Regions from separate parts of the Homo sapiens genome. Here region 1 is linked to region 2. The links are chromatin loops, found by intact Hi-C in ENCODE. Cell type or tissue: PC-9. All regions are shown on one strand.

Region 1 (8,000 bases), 400 kb before region 2:
GACATAGTGAGACCCACATCTCTGTGAAAAATAAAAAAAATAAGCCGGGCGCGGTGGCTCACGCCTGTAATCCCAGCACTTTGGGAGGCCGAAGCAGGCAGATCACGAGGTCAGGAGATCGAGACCATCCTGGCTAACGCGGTGAAACCCCGTCTCTACTAAAAATACAAAATATTAGCCGGGCGTAGTGGCGGGCGCCTGTAGTCCCAGCTACTCGGGAGGCTGAGGCAGGAGAATGGCATGAACCCGGGAGGCGGAGCCTGCAGTGAGCCGAGATTGCGCCACTGCACTCCAGCCTGGGCGACACAGCAAGACTCCGTCTCAAAAAATAAAAAAATTAAGAAAATAAGCCAGGCATGGTGGCGTGCACATGTAGTCCCAGCTACTCAGGAGGCTGAGGGAGAAGGATCACTTGAGCCCAGGAATTTAAGGATGCAATGAGCTGTGATTGTGCCACTGCCTTCCAGCCTGAGTGAGAGCAAGACTCATACACACAGACACACAAACTCCTCCCATCCTTGCCCTTAGTCATCAGTTTCACCTCTGCAGAGGTGTTGCTGATACAGTGAAGTGTGTTAGCATTTAGAGACTTCAGACTTAAAGATTACTATACATAGATTGCAGGAGCTTTTTATCCCTGTGTTCACTTTTAAATTCCATTTTAATGCTGCAGTGCTCTTCAAAATATCACAAAGACTGTAAGAGACAGAAATTTTCTTTTGGCTATTCCTTTTTTTTTTTTTTTGAGACGGAGTCTCGCTCTGTCGCCCAGGCTGGAGTGCAGTGGCGCGATCTCGGCTCACTGCAAGCTCCGCCTCCGAGGTTCACGCCATTCTCCTGCCTCAGCCTCCCGAGTAGCTGGGACTACAGGCCCCCGCTACCACGCCCAGCTAATTTTTTTTTGTATTTTTAGTAGAGACGGGGTTTCACCGTGTTAGCCAGGATGGTCTCGATATCCTGACCTCGTGATCCACCCGCCTTGGCCTCCCAAAGTGCTGGGATTACAGGCGTGAGCCACCGCGCCCGGCCTCTTTTGGCTACTTTTGTAAAGGATAGCCAAATTCTCCTTTTTAAAGTACAGTCATGCATTGCTTACTGATGGGGATACCTTCTGAGAAATGTGTCATTAGGAAATTTCATCATCATGCTCACATTATAGAGTGTACTTACACAAACCTAGATGGTATATATAGCCTACTAGACACCTAGCTATATGGCATAGCCTGTTGTTCCTAGGCTACAAATCTGTACAGCATGTTACTAGTGCTGAATACTACTGTAACATAATGGTAAGTATTTGTATACCTAAACATAGAAAAGGAACAGTAAAAATACAGTATAAAAGATACAAGGCTGGGCTGGGGTGGCTCATGCCTATAATCCCAACACTTTGGGAAGCTGAGGTGGGCAGATCACCTGAGGTCAGTAGTTCGTGATTAGCCTGGCCAACATGGTGAAACCCCATCTTTACTAAAAATACAAAAATTAGCTGGGTGTGGTGGCACATGCCTGTAATCCCAGCTACTGGGGAGGCTGAGGCAGGAGAATCGCTTGAACCTGGGAGGCAGAGGTCGCAGTGAGCCGAGATCGTGCCATTGCACTCCAGCCTGAGCAACAAGAGCGAAACTCTGTCTCAAAAAACAAACCAACAAACAAAAACCCCAAAAAAGATACAAAATAGTACACTTGTATAGGGCACTTACCATAAATGGAGCTTGCAGGACTGGAAGTTGCTTTGAATGATTCAGTGAGTGGGTGGTGAATGAATGTGAAGGCCTAGGACTTTATACTGTATAGTACTGGAGACTATGAACAGTGTGCATAGGCTCCTCTAAATTTATAAAAATATTTTTCTTCAATAATAAGTTAACCTTAGCTTACCATAACTTTTTAACTTTATAAACCTTTACATTAAAAAATTTTTTTGAGTTTTTGTAAAACACTTAGCTTAAAACACAAATACCTTGTATGACTGCACAAAATGTTTTATTTCTTCATATCCATATTCTGTAAGCTTTTTGCTTTTTATTGAGAAGGGATTTTACTCTGCCACCCAGGCTGCAGTGCAATGGCGCAATCTCAGCTCACTGCAATCTTCGCTTCCTGGGCTCAAGTGATTCTCTCACCTCAGGCTCCTGAGTAGCTGGGACTATGGGCACAGATCACCAGGCCCGGCAAATTTTTGTATTTTTTGTAGAGACGGGGTTTCACCATGTTGCCCAGGCTGGTCTCCAACTCCTGGACTTAAGTGATCCTTCCCCTCTTGGCCACCCAGAGTGCTGGGATTACAGACCCGTGAGCCATGGCACCTGGTCTATTTTTAATTAAAAAAAATTGTTTTTTCACTTTTAAAAACTTGTATGTTAAAAATGAAGAAACAAACACACATATTAGCCTTGGTCTATACAGGGTGAGGATCATCAATATCACTGTCTTCCAGCTCCACATCTTGTCACACTGGAATGTCTTCAAGGGCATTAACACATATGGAGCTGTCATGTCCTGTGATAACAATGCCTTCTTGTGGATCCCTCCTGAAGGACCTGCCTGAGACTGTTTTACAGTTCTTTTTTTATGAGTAGAAGGAGTACACTCTAAAATAATGATAAAGGGCCAGGCGTGGTGGCTCACGCCTGTAATCCCAGCACTTTGGGATGCCGAGGTGGGCGGATCACTTGGGGTCAGGAGCTTGAGACCAGCTTGGCCAACATAGTGAAACCCCGTCTCTACTAAAAATACAAAAATTAGCCGGGCGTGGTGGCAGATACCTGTAGTCCCAACTACTCGGGGGAGCTGAGACAGGAGAATCGCTTGAACCTGGGGCGGAGGTTGCAGTGAGCTGAGATCGAGCCACTGCACTCCAGCCTGGGCGACAGAGCGAGACTCTGTCTCAAAAAATAAAAAATAAAAATAAATAAAATATTGATAAAAAGTACCAGTAACTACTGGGCGCGGTGGCTTATGCCTGCAATCCCAGCACTTTGGGAGGCCGAGGCTGGCAGACACCTGAGGCCAGGAGTTCGAGACCAGCTGCCCAACATGGTGAAACACTGTCTCTCTAAAAATACAAAAATTAGCTGGCATGGTGGCACACGTCTATAATTCCAGCTACTCAAGAGGCTGAGGCAGGAGAATCGCTTGGACCTGGGAGGTGGAGGTTGCAGTGAGCCGAGATAACACTACTGCACTCTATCCTGGGCCACAGAGCAAGATTCTGTCTCAAAAAAAAAAAAAAGTATCAGTAACATAGTTTTTTATTATCATTAGCAATTATATATTGTACATAATTGCAAGTGCTATACTTTTATACAACTGGCAGCCAGTAGGTTTGTTTACACAAGCATCACCAGAAACGTGGGTAATGCCTGGCACTAAGAGGTTATAATGGCTAAGATGGTTATGATGTCACTAGGCAATAGGAATTTTTCAATTTCATTGTAATCCTATGGGGCCACAAATAAATGCCCTATGTGGCACATGACTGTATTATTATTATTACTATTATTTTGTAAAAATTCCTGGAAAGGTTTAGGGCAGATTGCAGTGGCAAGGCAGCTACTCACATGAGCCAGAACCTGCCCAATTTTTCTTTCTTTTTTTTTTTTTTTTGAGACGGAGTCTCGTTCTGTCACCCAGGCGGGAGTGCAGTGGCGCCATCTCGGTTCACTGCAAGCTCCGCCTTCCGGGTTCACGCCATTCTCCTGCCTCAGCCTCCGGAGTAGCTGGGACTACAGGTGCCCGCCACCACACCCGGCGACTTTTTTTTTTTGTATTTTTAGTAGAGACAGGGTTTCACCGTGTTAGCCAGGATGGTCTCGATCTCCTGACCTTGTGATCCGCCCGCCTCAGCCTACCAAAGTGCTGGGATTACAAGCGTGAGCCAGTGAGCCTGGCCCAAGCCTGGCCAGTTCTAAATGAGGTCAATCAGGATGCACCCACCCTTCTATACTCAGCTGTGATGCCTGGGACTCTGCAAAACACACTTCTGCTTTGCCTTTGCTTCCCTGCTAGGCTTTGCCAATAGGGGGAACTAGAGGGAAATGGAAAGACTGAAGGCGCCCTCCAGTCCGCTTTCTGTTTCTCTGAGTGTCACTTATTCAGGACTTCACTCTGGCTGGAGCAGTTCGTTAGGTAGCAGCAGCTGACTCAGTTTTTCCAACTCTTGAAAAGCCAGCCTAATTGTCTCTAACCCCCTCACCAGCACCAGCCGGCTCCTTCCTCAGAGGTTTGAGTTGCAGCTCTAGAGGTCCCTTTCTCTAGGTTTCTAAGATTTTCCCTTTGATTTTTTCAAGGTAGCTGCTAGTTGCTACCTCCATGACACCTTAGAGTTCTCTTTTTACCCTTTAGTAGTTAACTATAGATATATGATCATATATGTAGTTATATATAGTATATATAGTTATATATATATATATATATATATATATATATATTTTTTTTTTTTTTTTTTTTTTTTTTTGAGACAGAGTCTCACCCTGTCACCAAGGCTGGAGTGTAATGGCGAGATCTCGGCTGACTGCAACCTCTGCTTCCTGGGTTCAAATGATTCTTCTGCCTCAGCCTCCCCAGTGGCTGGGATTACAGGCGCCCACCACCACGCCCAGCTAATTTTTGTATTTGTGGTAGAGACGGGGTTTCACCATGTTGGCCAGGCTGGTCTCGAACTGCTGACCTCATGATCCACCCGCCTTGGCTTCCCAAAGTGCTGGGATTACAGGTGTGAGCCACCGCGCCTGGCCCTAGTAGTTAACAATATTATACCCAGTTAATGATATCTTATATTGTCTCTGTTCAGATAAGTGATGGGCTGGGCACAGTGGCTCATGTGTGTAATTCCAGCACTTAGGGAGGCGGAGTTGGTGGTAGGAGGATCCCTTGAGCCCAGGAGTTTGAGACCAGCCTGAGCGACAGAGTGAGACCCTGTATCAAAACAAAAAAACATTGTATTTTCTGGAACCTGAATGAATGTTGACTGATACAGCATATGATTTTGTTTTGTTTTGTTTTTAAACTTTCTCTTATCAAAAACTTTAAGCTCATATGAAAGTAAAACAAATAGTGCAGTGAACCTGGCATCACTCAGCTACAATAATATCTCATGGCCTCTTTTACTTTATTTTATATTCTCATTTATTTTGCCCCATTTTCAACTGGGTATGTTGAAGTAAATTTAAAGTAAATTGGCAACAAATGTTTTTACAAGAAAATTGTTTCTTTAAAAAAAACTTGGGTCACTAGAATTTGTACAATGTGCATGCATTACCTATTTTATCCACTAGCAATGCACAAATGGAAAATGAAACTTTTTTTTTCTCTTGCAGAAATGTAACTTGTATATATTTTTTTCCTTTTTTTTTTTGAGCCAGAGTCTCACTGTGTCGCCCAGGCTGGAGTACAGTGGCAGGATCTTAGTTCACTGCAACCCCTGCCTCCCATGTTCAAGCGATTCTCCTGCCTCAGCCTCCTGAGTAACTGGAACTACAGGTACCCGCCACCATGCCTAGCTAATTTTTTTGTATTTTTAGTAGAGACGGGGTTTTGCCATGTTGGCCAGGCTGGTCTCAAACTCCTGACCTCAAGTGATCCGCCCGCCTTGGCCTCCCAAAGTGCTGGGATTACAGGCGTGAGCCACCCCACCCAGCCTGTTTCATCAAATTTATATGCTACAAAATAGTAAGCCCTCTCAATTTCACTCCATTCCAGTACAGAATATAATGGGTTTTTTTTGTTTTGTTTTTTGTTTTTTTTTGAGACAGAGTCTTACTCTGTCACCCAGGCTGTAGTGCAGTGGCTGCCATTTCAGCTCATTGCAACCTCTGCCTCTCAGGGTCAAGTGATTCTCCTCCCTCAGCCTCCAGAGTAGCTGGGATTACAGGCATGCGCCACCACACCCAGATAATTTTTGTACTTTTAGGAGAGACGAGGTTTCGCCATGTTAGCCAGGCTGTCTCAAATTCCTGACCTCACGTGATCTGCCAGCCTCAGCCTCCCAAAGTGCGGGGATTACAGGCATGAACCACCACGCCTGGCCAGAATATACATTTATCCAATTAAAAATGGAAGTTCATTGCTTCGAGAGGCTGAGGTGGGAGGATTGCTTGAACCCAGGAGTTCAAGACCAGCCTGGGCAACATAGCGAAACCCCATCTCTACAATAAATACAAAAAGTTAGCTGGGTGTGGTGGTGGTCCCTGCCTATAGTCCCAGCTACCCTGGAGGCTGAGGTGGGAAAATCACCTGAGCCTAGGAGGTTGAGGCTGCAGTGAGCCAAGATCGTGCCACTGCACCCCTGCCTGGTGACAGAGTAAGACCTGTCTCAAAAAAAAAAAAAAAAAAAAGTTGCATTACAAGATTTTTTCCATAAGCCAAGGTATTTCAGAGTGATTTATCATTATTTTTTCAAGCTTTCCCTGCTAGGGATCAAGTCTAATGTCTTCCTGTTTGCAAGTATTGCTCTCAACACTTTGCAACTTAGTAAGGGCTCATAAACCGAAGTTTCTTTCTTTCCTTTTTTTTTTTTCTTTTAGATGGAGTCTCACTCTGTCACCCAGGCTGAAGTGCAGTGGCATGGTATCAGCTCACGGCAACCTCCACCTCCCAGGTTGAAGCAATTCTCCTGCCTCAGCCTCCTGAGTAGCTGGAATTACAGGTGCCTGCCACTGTGCCTGGCTAATTTTTGTATTTTTAAGAAAGACTGGGTTTCACTATGTTGGCCAGGCTGGTCTTGAACTCCTGACCTCAAGTAATCTGCCTGCCTTGGCCTCCTGAAGTGCTGGGATTACAAGCCTGAGCCACTGCTCCCGGCCTGAAGTTTCTTTCTTTTTTTTTTTTTCAGAGTCGGAGTCTCACTCTGTCACCCAGGCTGGAGTGCAATGTTTCAATCTCAGCTCACTCCAACCTCCACCTCCTGGGTTCAAGCAATTCTCCTGCCTCAGCCTCCCAAGTAGCTGGGATTACAGACACCCACCACCATGCCCAGCTAATTTTTGTATTTTTAGTAGAGGCAAGGTTTCACCATATTGGCCAGGCTGGTCTCTTGACCAGGCTGGTCTCGAACTCCTGACCTCGTGATCCACCTGCCGTGGCCTCTCAAAGTGCTTGGGATCACAGGCATGAGCCACCGTGCCTGGCCGAAGTTTCTTATCATTCTATTCATTCAATGCTCAGATGAAAGGTTCCCAATTGATTTTAAATAAAATACTATCAGCTGGGCGCAAGTGGCTCATCTGAGGTCAGGAGTTGGAGACCAGCCTGGCCAACATGGTGAAACCTCATCTCTACTAAAAATACAAAAAATTAGCTGGGCGTTGTGGTGGACGTCTCCAATCCCAGCTACTCAGGAGGCTGAGGCAGGAGAATCGCTTGAACCCGGGAGGCGGAGGTTGCAGTGAGCTGAGATCACACCCTTGGACTCCAGCCTGGGCAACAAGAGTGAAACTCCTTAATCAATCAATCAATCAATCAATAAAATACTACCAAAATTTAGAGGCTTCATTTATCAAAAATTTCAGTATAGGATAGGTTGATTTTCAAAGGCTTAAACATTTCTAAAAAGGATGATGGGCAAAACCTGCCATGCTGAAGTGCTTTTTAAAAATTTATTTATTTTTATTATTATTTTTTTTTGAGACAGGGTCTCTCTCTGTTGCCCAGGCTGGAGTGCAGTGGTGCAATCATAGCTCTCTGCTGCCTTGAAGTCCTGGGCTCACATGATTCTCCTGCCTAAGCCTCCCAATTAGCTAGGACTACAGATGCCTGCCACAATGCTAGCTAATTACAAAAAAATTTCTTTTATATAGATGAAGTCTTGCTATGTTGCCCAGGCAGGCTGGCCTCAAGCGTTCCTCCCAGTTAAGCCTCCCAAAGTGCTGAGATTGCAGGTGTGAGCCGAAGTGCTTTTTAGATTCAACATCTACTTTATCACAGCAATTTTGTAGGTTAGTTACTCAAAACTTGTTAAAATTTGGCTACTACATCTTCTATTTTAGTTGGTAAAATAA
Region 2 (8,000 bases):
ACAGGTGGCCACAGAGTCTCAGTAATGCCCTGTTCATACCCACTTCACAGCCCTCTGTGGATGGAAGCTAACTAGTCCCAGGAGGAGTCATGAAGAAGTGGTGGCTGGCTTTGGGAGTAGCCTGCCTCATGGCACTGCTAGTCTCTCCTGAGGGCCCAGCCGCCCCTGAGGACCCAAGCTTTAGGGTGAAGACTAGCAGATGAGCAGGACAGAGAACTGCTGATGTACAGAAACTGTTCTCTTGCTCTCTTCCTCCACGCCTGGGCCTGAGAACCTGGAGCTAGCTCTTTTTGGAGTTACAGAATTGGGAGAGAGGCCTTGGCTTCTCCTGCTATGACTGACTGATGACATGAGGAGCAGGGATGGTATGAGCCCTCAGACCTGGTTCCTTCCAGACCTGCCTGGGGCAAGTGGTGGCCCTGCTCCTCCCGTGCAACCCTTCCTTCTGGAGGGTCAGGAAGCCTGTCTCTCTTTTCCTCTTTGTCCCTGGTGTGTCCTTCTGGGTAAATGTGTCTGCTCTGCACACTTGAAGCTGCCCATGGAGGGGGTGTGTAGGTGGGAAGGAGTCCAGCTGTGGCTGCATGCCAGGCTCCAGAGTTTCCAGTGCACCTCACCAGTGGCAGAGTTGAGACACACATGTGCACACATGCACACACATGCACATACACATGCATACTCATGCACATACCCACAGCCACACACATACACATGGACCCACATGCACACATGTGGACACACAGAGACACACATGTACATGCACACACATACACATTTTCTATCAAACTGGCCTGTTTCCAGTTGGCTCCAGCCCACCAGGTGGGCAGTGAAGGTATGCTTACTGTCCTTAATACTTGCCCTAGGGGTAGTGACAGTGCTATTACCAGCTCCTGTGACTTTGTCACCAAGAGAAATCACAGATAGTTCCATATCCAATTACAGTTACGGCAGATACTCTGAAATATGGTTTCTCACCAGTGCTTTAAAATTACGGTGCTTCATAGACACAGGGAGGGGAACATCACACACTGGGGCCTGTCGGGGTTGGGGGACAAGGGAAGGGAGAGCGCTGGGACAAATACCTAATGCATGCGGGGCTTAAAGCCTAGATGACAGGTTGATAGGTGCAGCAAACCACCATGGCACATGTATACCTATGTAACAAACCTGCGCATTCTGCACATGTATCCCAGAACTTAAAGTGAAATAAAAATAAAATAAAATAAAATGAAATTACGGTGCTTGCTACACATTCTGCTGGATCTCGTTGTATTTAATGCATAATGAAGAAACACACATGTCACAATATCACAACTCCATTGCCTTTCAAATCGTAAGGGTTTTAGTCCATGCATTGGAAAACATTATTCTGCTCCTAGTCACATCTTTGGACGCCAGGACTCTTCTGACATGCCACAGGATAACTGTCCAAGCAACAGTCTACCACAAATGGTAGACACAATCACACTAAATTCCAGGAACCAATAGAAAATCCTCAGTGATGCATTCAACCAGGCCGAAAGCAGGAGAAGCAGAGGACACAGGCCATGGGGGTTGCTGGGCTCCTGCAGGGTGCTGGGTTATCTCTCCTCTGAGTGAGAAGGAAAGTGCTGGAAGGTGAAGGAAGATGATGGGATTTAAAACAGTGGTTCTGAAACATTTGCACTTGGTGTTCTTAAAAATATTGAGGGGACAAGGAACTTTTGTGTATATGTCTCTCCATGTTTAACATAAGAAATCCAAACAAAGGAATTTAAAAAATAGGAATACAAAGCAACCGTTCCATTCCATTAGTCATGGAGGTGCCAGAAAGCTCCACTTGGGAGAAAGTGAGAGTGAAAAGGCATTTTTTTCTTAGTATTTTTATGTCACAGGTATCCCAAAGGAGGCTGGGGGTGCCCACAGGAGTCCTCAGGGAGGCTGAGGTCAGGGGGAGGATGGGGAGCCCGGATGCTGTTTTGCATATGACTGGTGAGAGAAGCCTACAGACACCCAGGTGGAGATGTTACAGACAGACTGGAAACATGAAATGGCATTAAGGGGGAAGTCTCAGCTGGAGGTAAGCATTTAGGGGTCGTCCACATAGAGGTGCATTTGGAACTGAGGATGGAGTGTGAGGAGGTGAGAGAAGAGGCCCCAGACTGGGAACAGGAAAAGCTGGCACCAGAAGGGTGGTGTGGAGGTGGAGGGCAGCCAGGGATGGGAGAGGATGGCAATCAGTGTATGCCCTGACCTGAATGTGCCACATCTGTGCTCTGCTGTCTAGCCGGTGAGCTGTTTGCAGAGCTCTGGCTTTTGGATGCAAACAGCTCACCAGGACCCACATGTCTGGATGGTGGGGAAACCACTCCTTTCCCGTGAGCAGGCTCCTGTCTTCCCTTGTGTCTCCTCTGTGTAGGGAGGTGTCCTGCTCATTCATGCAGGGACTTCAACAGAAAGATGACCTTGCATGTGGGGAAAGGAATGGAGGTGCCTGAGACAATGCCTGGAGCCCCAGCTGCTCCCTGCTCCCCACATCCTGCCCTCCCCAAAATGGGGTTGAGCACCCAGCCCCACCCACCGCCATGGATCTCAGTGGCCCCTGCCTGCTCCTCCCAGGAGAGTGGAGATGTAAGGTAACTGGGGGGACTGTCCAGGCCCCCATGGGCGCCTCTGGTGAATGTCCATCCTGCTGCTCCCTAGAAAATTCCCTGCAAATAGAAGACGGCAAGGAGGGCTGCGAGCTGAGTGTGACTGTGGGTGAGGCCACTCACCTGCTCAGAGCCCCAGTTTCCACATGAGAAATTAGATCCATCCTGATGGTTTCTAGAAGTTAGAAACATGCAGTGGCAGTTGAAGAGCTTCTCAGTTCTGACCTCGGGACACACGTGTCCCCTTCCTTGGGGACTGCCTGTGCCACCTCCACTGGCTTGGTCATCTGGGTTCATGGTTCACACCCACCCTTCCAGGCTGCGGTTCCCTCCTGCTCCAACAGAAGGACCCTGTAGTGGAGGAGTGAGGGTGTACCTGGACACCAGCGCAAGATAGGAGGGGCCCCTGATTTCCCGGACGCCAGCTCGGAGCAGATGGCCTGGCAGGGAGGTTTTGCTTTTGCGCAGGGCCACAGAGCAAGGTAGGAGGGGCATCTTCAGATATTCTCAACCGGAACTCCTTATTCACACCAAATTGTGTTCTGACTTCCACCGCCATTCGTTCATTCATTCATTCATCCACTCAACAAATAAGGAGCAGCTGCGTTCCAGGCGCTGGTTGTGGCTGTGGCAGGGTGCAGGGAGCAGAAGTACGCGGTGAGACGGTGCATGCGCGCGCAATCAGATCCGGGTTAGCAGGATGCATCTTTGAGGTCCCCAAACCAAGCCACCTGCACGGACCCAATATCTCTGGCGCGTCCCGAACGCCGTGGATTGGCGTCTGCCGCCCCCTGCCGGCGGCGCGCTGCACTGCAGACACTGAACTCGCCCAATGGGTGCGCTGAGGGTGGAAGACCCTGACCCTGCTCTTCAAACCTCAAAGGGCAGTTTCTTCTCACTGATGAAGGGGCTGGTTGCTGTCTTAAGCATGTAAAAAGGAGGGCCATGCCTTTGAGGAGTGAACCGGGTTGTCTCATAGATCTGCTTAGGTTTGATTCAGAGCATCTCCAGCGCTCCCGTCCCTGGTGCATTGTAGAGACAGGAGCTGGAGGGGCCTGGGGACCTGCGGACCCAGTGTCACCTGCCCATACCCTTACACATTTCACAGACTAGGAGGGACAGGGAAAAGGGCTTTGCACATTCAGGGAGAGTTAGGGCTAAGACCATGCATGGGGCCCTCATCCCCTGACTTTCAGCCCAGGGCTCCTCCCATAACCCCGGAGTCCTCAAAGAAGCCCTGGGACAGCCTGATGCTCCTCCTGGGAGGACTGAGCTGGGGACCAGGGCTGGAGTAGGGGGTCCTTGTGTGGCTATGGTCCTTCCAGTCCCTGTGAGCTCGGCTATGACTCGAGTTAATGACCTTGAGAAAGCTCTGAGCCCTTTAGGCAAATGCAAGACGGGTTATAAGCTACAAGAGCAGAAAAACAAAGGGAAAGCGAGGAAGCCGGCTTTCTGGATGGTCTGGCAAATGCAGATCCCAAGCCTCTATACCGCAGAGCCAGGCCCAGGTGAGTGGTGTGGTTCGCCATTTGCTGGTTTGGGTCCTGAAACTCCTCATGTGAACCCCATGTTTCCTTCTCCACATCTGGGAGGTGACCAGGCTGGGCCTCACCTTGTTTATTGGGCTAAGGGCACTGCCTCTCATTAAAATGCAAATTCCTCAGGAAGGCAAGGCCTCGAATTATTAAGTTACTGGTAGAAAGTTTTAAATACATTTCTTTAAAAAGATGTGCTAAGGAGATTAGAAAAAGCTGGGAGACACGGGCTGATCAGCGATTATTGTCCCCAGGGAGCTGACTTGCGCATTTCAGGGGGTAGTGGTGGAGGTGGGCTCTGTGGGAACTACATGCTGGGTACAGGCTGCCGGGGAGGACCTGATATCTGGGAGCAGGTGACAAGGCCTCTCATCCTGACAAACTGTGGGAGATGCATAGCTGAGGAGAGAAGAGGGAGTGAAGGGAGTGGGGTCAGGCCCAGTGTCCCAGGACTTTGTTAGGACAGGCAGTGGACTGTGTTTCTAGCTCCCCACAGCAGAACATGGCTGTTATTAATCTCTCCCTTTCCAAACAGTGACACGGAGGCACACAGAGACTGAGGGGCAGGGTGAGTCAACTGCTCATTTTTGTCAGCTAGTGGGATAATTTCTCTTAGGGAGTGAACTAACTCTGTTTAGGAGAGTAACTAAGAGGGTAGAAGGCACAGTCCAGAGGGCATGGGTTGGGCAGAGAGAACCTAGAAACAGTGAAGCAAGCCTGCCAAAGAGTAGGGCCTCTGCTGCCTGGGAGAGAGGAGAGACCACGAGGGAGGGAGCCATGGAAGAGACAGAGCCAGGCCCATGGCCTTGGTCAGCAGAAAAGGCTGGGGGACTTTCAGGTGTCCAAGTTTTACAATTACTTTTAATTTATTTGTGCACATACCCACTTAGATACATCATTTCATTTAAATACGCACATGTGGTCACACAACATTTTAAAAACGTATTTATTTTAAATAATTTTCAGATGATAATTTATTTTTTTCTTCCTCGCCTTCTTCTCCTCTCCCTCCTCCTTTTTGCTTCCAGGGTGACTCATGTCAAAAACATTGTGGATGTCCCTTTCCAGTTTCCTATTGACTTGTGTATTACCTTACAGCATTTCTCCCCATTCAGCTGTCCCTAGTAGAAATCCTTAGGCTAACCTGGTACCACCGATTCATAGTCTTTAATGGCTGAATAATAACCCACAGTGGGAATGTGCTACCATGATTGATCCAGCCATCTGCCTACTAAAGGGCGTTCACTTTGTTTCCAGGTTTTTGCCATCGGAATAGCTTTGCATTCAATGTCTCATGCATAAATATGCCTTTATCTACTGGTGCTGTTATTTCTTCGGGACAGTCCAAAATCTTATGATACATGTTAAAACGTTGCTGGAAGTCAGGAACCCTGAACGGAGGGACCGGCTGAAGCCATGGCAGAAAAACATAAATTGTGAAGATTTCATGGACATTTATTAGTTCCCCAAATTAATACTTTTATAATTTCTTATGCCTGTCTTTACTGCAATCTCTGAACATAAATTGTGAAGATTTCATGGACACTTATCACTTCCCCAATCAATACCGTTTTGATTTCCTATGCCTGTCTTAACTTTAGTCTCTTAATCCCATCATCTTCGTAAACTGAGGAGGATGTGTGTCTCCTCAGGACCCTGTGATGATTGCGTTAACTGCACAAATGGTTTGTAGAGCATGTGTGTTTAAACAATATAAAATCTGGGCACCTTGAAAAAAGAACAGGATAACAGCAATGTTCAGGGAACAAGAGAGATAACCTTAAACTCTGACCACCGGTGAGCCGGGCGGAACAGAGTCATATTTCTCTTCTTTCAAAAGAAAATGGGAGAAATATCACTGAATTATTTTCCTCAGCAAGAAACATCCCTGAGAAAGAGAATGTGTTCCTGAGGGTAGGCCTCTAAAATGGCCGCTTTGAGGGGTGGCCGTCTTTTATGGCCGAAGACGTAGGGATGAAATAAGCCCCAGTCTCCCGTAGCACTCCCAGGCTTATTAGGATGAGGAAATTCCTGCCTAATAAATTTTGGTCAGACCGGTTGTCTGCTCTCAAACCCTGTCTCCTGATAGGATGTTATCAATGACAATGCGTGCCTGAAACTTCATTAGCAATTTTAATTTCACCCTGGTCCTGTGGTCCTGCGATCTCGCCCTGCCTCCATTTGCCTTGTGATACTCTATTACCTTATGAAGCATGTGATCTCTGTGACCCACATCCTATTCATACACTCCCTCCCCTTTTGAATATCACTAATAAAAACTTGCTGGTTTTACGGCTCAGGAGGCATCAAGGAACCTGCCGACATGTGATGCCTCCCCCGGACACCCAGCTTTAAAATTTCTCTCTTTTGTACTCTGTCCCTTTATTTCTCAGACTGGCCGACACTTAGGGAATATAGAAAAGAACCTACGTGAAATATCGGGGGTGAATTTCACCTGTATCTGGCTGAATTTCCCCCGATATATGTGCATTTCAGAAAGTTAAAATCTATAGCCGTAGAGCTAGGCTGTGTTACTTGCATTCCTACCAGCAATACATGAGGGTACCATCTTCCTTGGATTGTCACTTAGTGGGTGTTATCACTTTTTGTATTTTTACTAGTATAATTCTTTTAAAGTGATATCTCATTCTTTTAAAATTTTAATGTCCCTAGTAATTTTGAGCATCCTTTCACATTTGTTAGCTGTTCAGATTTGCTCCTCTGTAAATTTCTTTTCTTATCCTTTCTCCATTTTGACTTTTCCATATCAATACAACAGAGCTCTTATATATTATAGATATTAACCCTCTGTCATCTCATGACAAATATTTGTTCCCGATTTATCATGTGTTTATAATGTCTTTTGCCATATGGAAGTCTGTTATTCTTTTGTGAAAAATTTTAGTTAGAAATAGTTATAGACTCATAGGAAATTGTAAAAGTAAATACAGAGTCCTGTGTACCCTTCGCCCACCTGCCACATTTGTGATACCTTATGTAGCTAAGTCACTAATGTTACATCTGCACAACTATGGATAGCAGTACATTGTCACAACCAGAAAACTGATGTGGGTGCATTGCTGTTAACTAGCCTATAGACCTTATTTAGTTTTTACCATTTTTTTTTTTGGTACAGAGTCTCGCTCTGTTGCCCAGGCTGGAGTGCAGTGGCTCGATCTCGGCTCACTGCAACCTCTGCCTCCCAGGTTCAAGTGATTCTCCTGCCTCAGTCTCCCGAGTAGCTGGGATTACAGGTGCCTGCCACTGCACTGGGCTAATTTTTGTATTTTTAGTAAAGACGTGATTTTGTTATGTTGACCAGGCTGGTCTTGAACTGCTGACCTCAGGTGATCCACCCGCCTTGGCCTCCCAAAGTGCTGGGATTACAGGTGTGAGCCACTGCGCCCTGCCAGTTTTCACCATTTTTTAAAAGCTGCACTTATGTGCATGGTGTGTGTGTGTGTGCCTGTGTGTGTACGTGTAGTTCTCTGCAAACACAGAGAACTACAGTAGTTCTATGTAGTTTCGTCATGAGTGTAGATTTATGTAACCACCCCCACAATCAAGATACAGCAGTGCACATCACCACAAAACAGCTGGTGCTACCGTATCTGTTCATGCCTACACCTAACACCACTCCTTTTTATCCCTTGGCCACCGCTAATCTGCTTTCCATATCTATAGTTTAGTTACTTTGAGAACGTTTTGTAAATGAAATGTTATGCTATATGACCTTTTGAGACTGATTTTTTCCCACCCCATATATATGTAATATATCACAGCTGACATTTTATTTGTAAGGGGTTTTAATTGTAGGAAGGAGGACCCTGGGGGAATG

The links. Peaks named below come from ENCODE experiments on the same cell type or tissue, not always from the same donor. Only the 100,000 strongest peaks of a DNase experiment are listed, where the experiment ranks them.
Region 1: a loop joins it to region 2, with 7 times the contacts of the local background. A loop is called at or near these places in 3 of 110 quality-filtered maps.

The regions. Positions count from the first base shown.
Region 1 is chr7:44,853,092-44,861,091 of GRCh38, forward strand. No RefSeq gene overlaps it. Among named protein-coding and RNA genes, the nearest start is that of H2AZ2-DT, 8.6 kb to the left of the region's middle. In PC-9, CTCF peaks have their summits at 4,012 (motif pointing right), 4,216 and 5,539; DNase peaks (open chromatin) are centred at 520 and 4,040; H3K4me3 peaks cover 1,054 bases.
Region 2 is chr7:45,256,786-45,264,785 of GRCh38, forward strand. LOC107986736 (a long non-coding RNA gene) reads right to left here and starts at 3,279. Exons shown (of 2, transcript XR_001745014.1): 1 at 2,751-3,279; 2 at 1,250-1,607. In PC-9, CTCF peaks have their summits at 3,426 (motif pointing left) and 3,644; no DNase peak of the experiment used is centred here; H3K27me3 peaks cover 5,988 bases.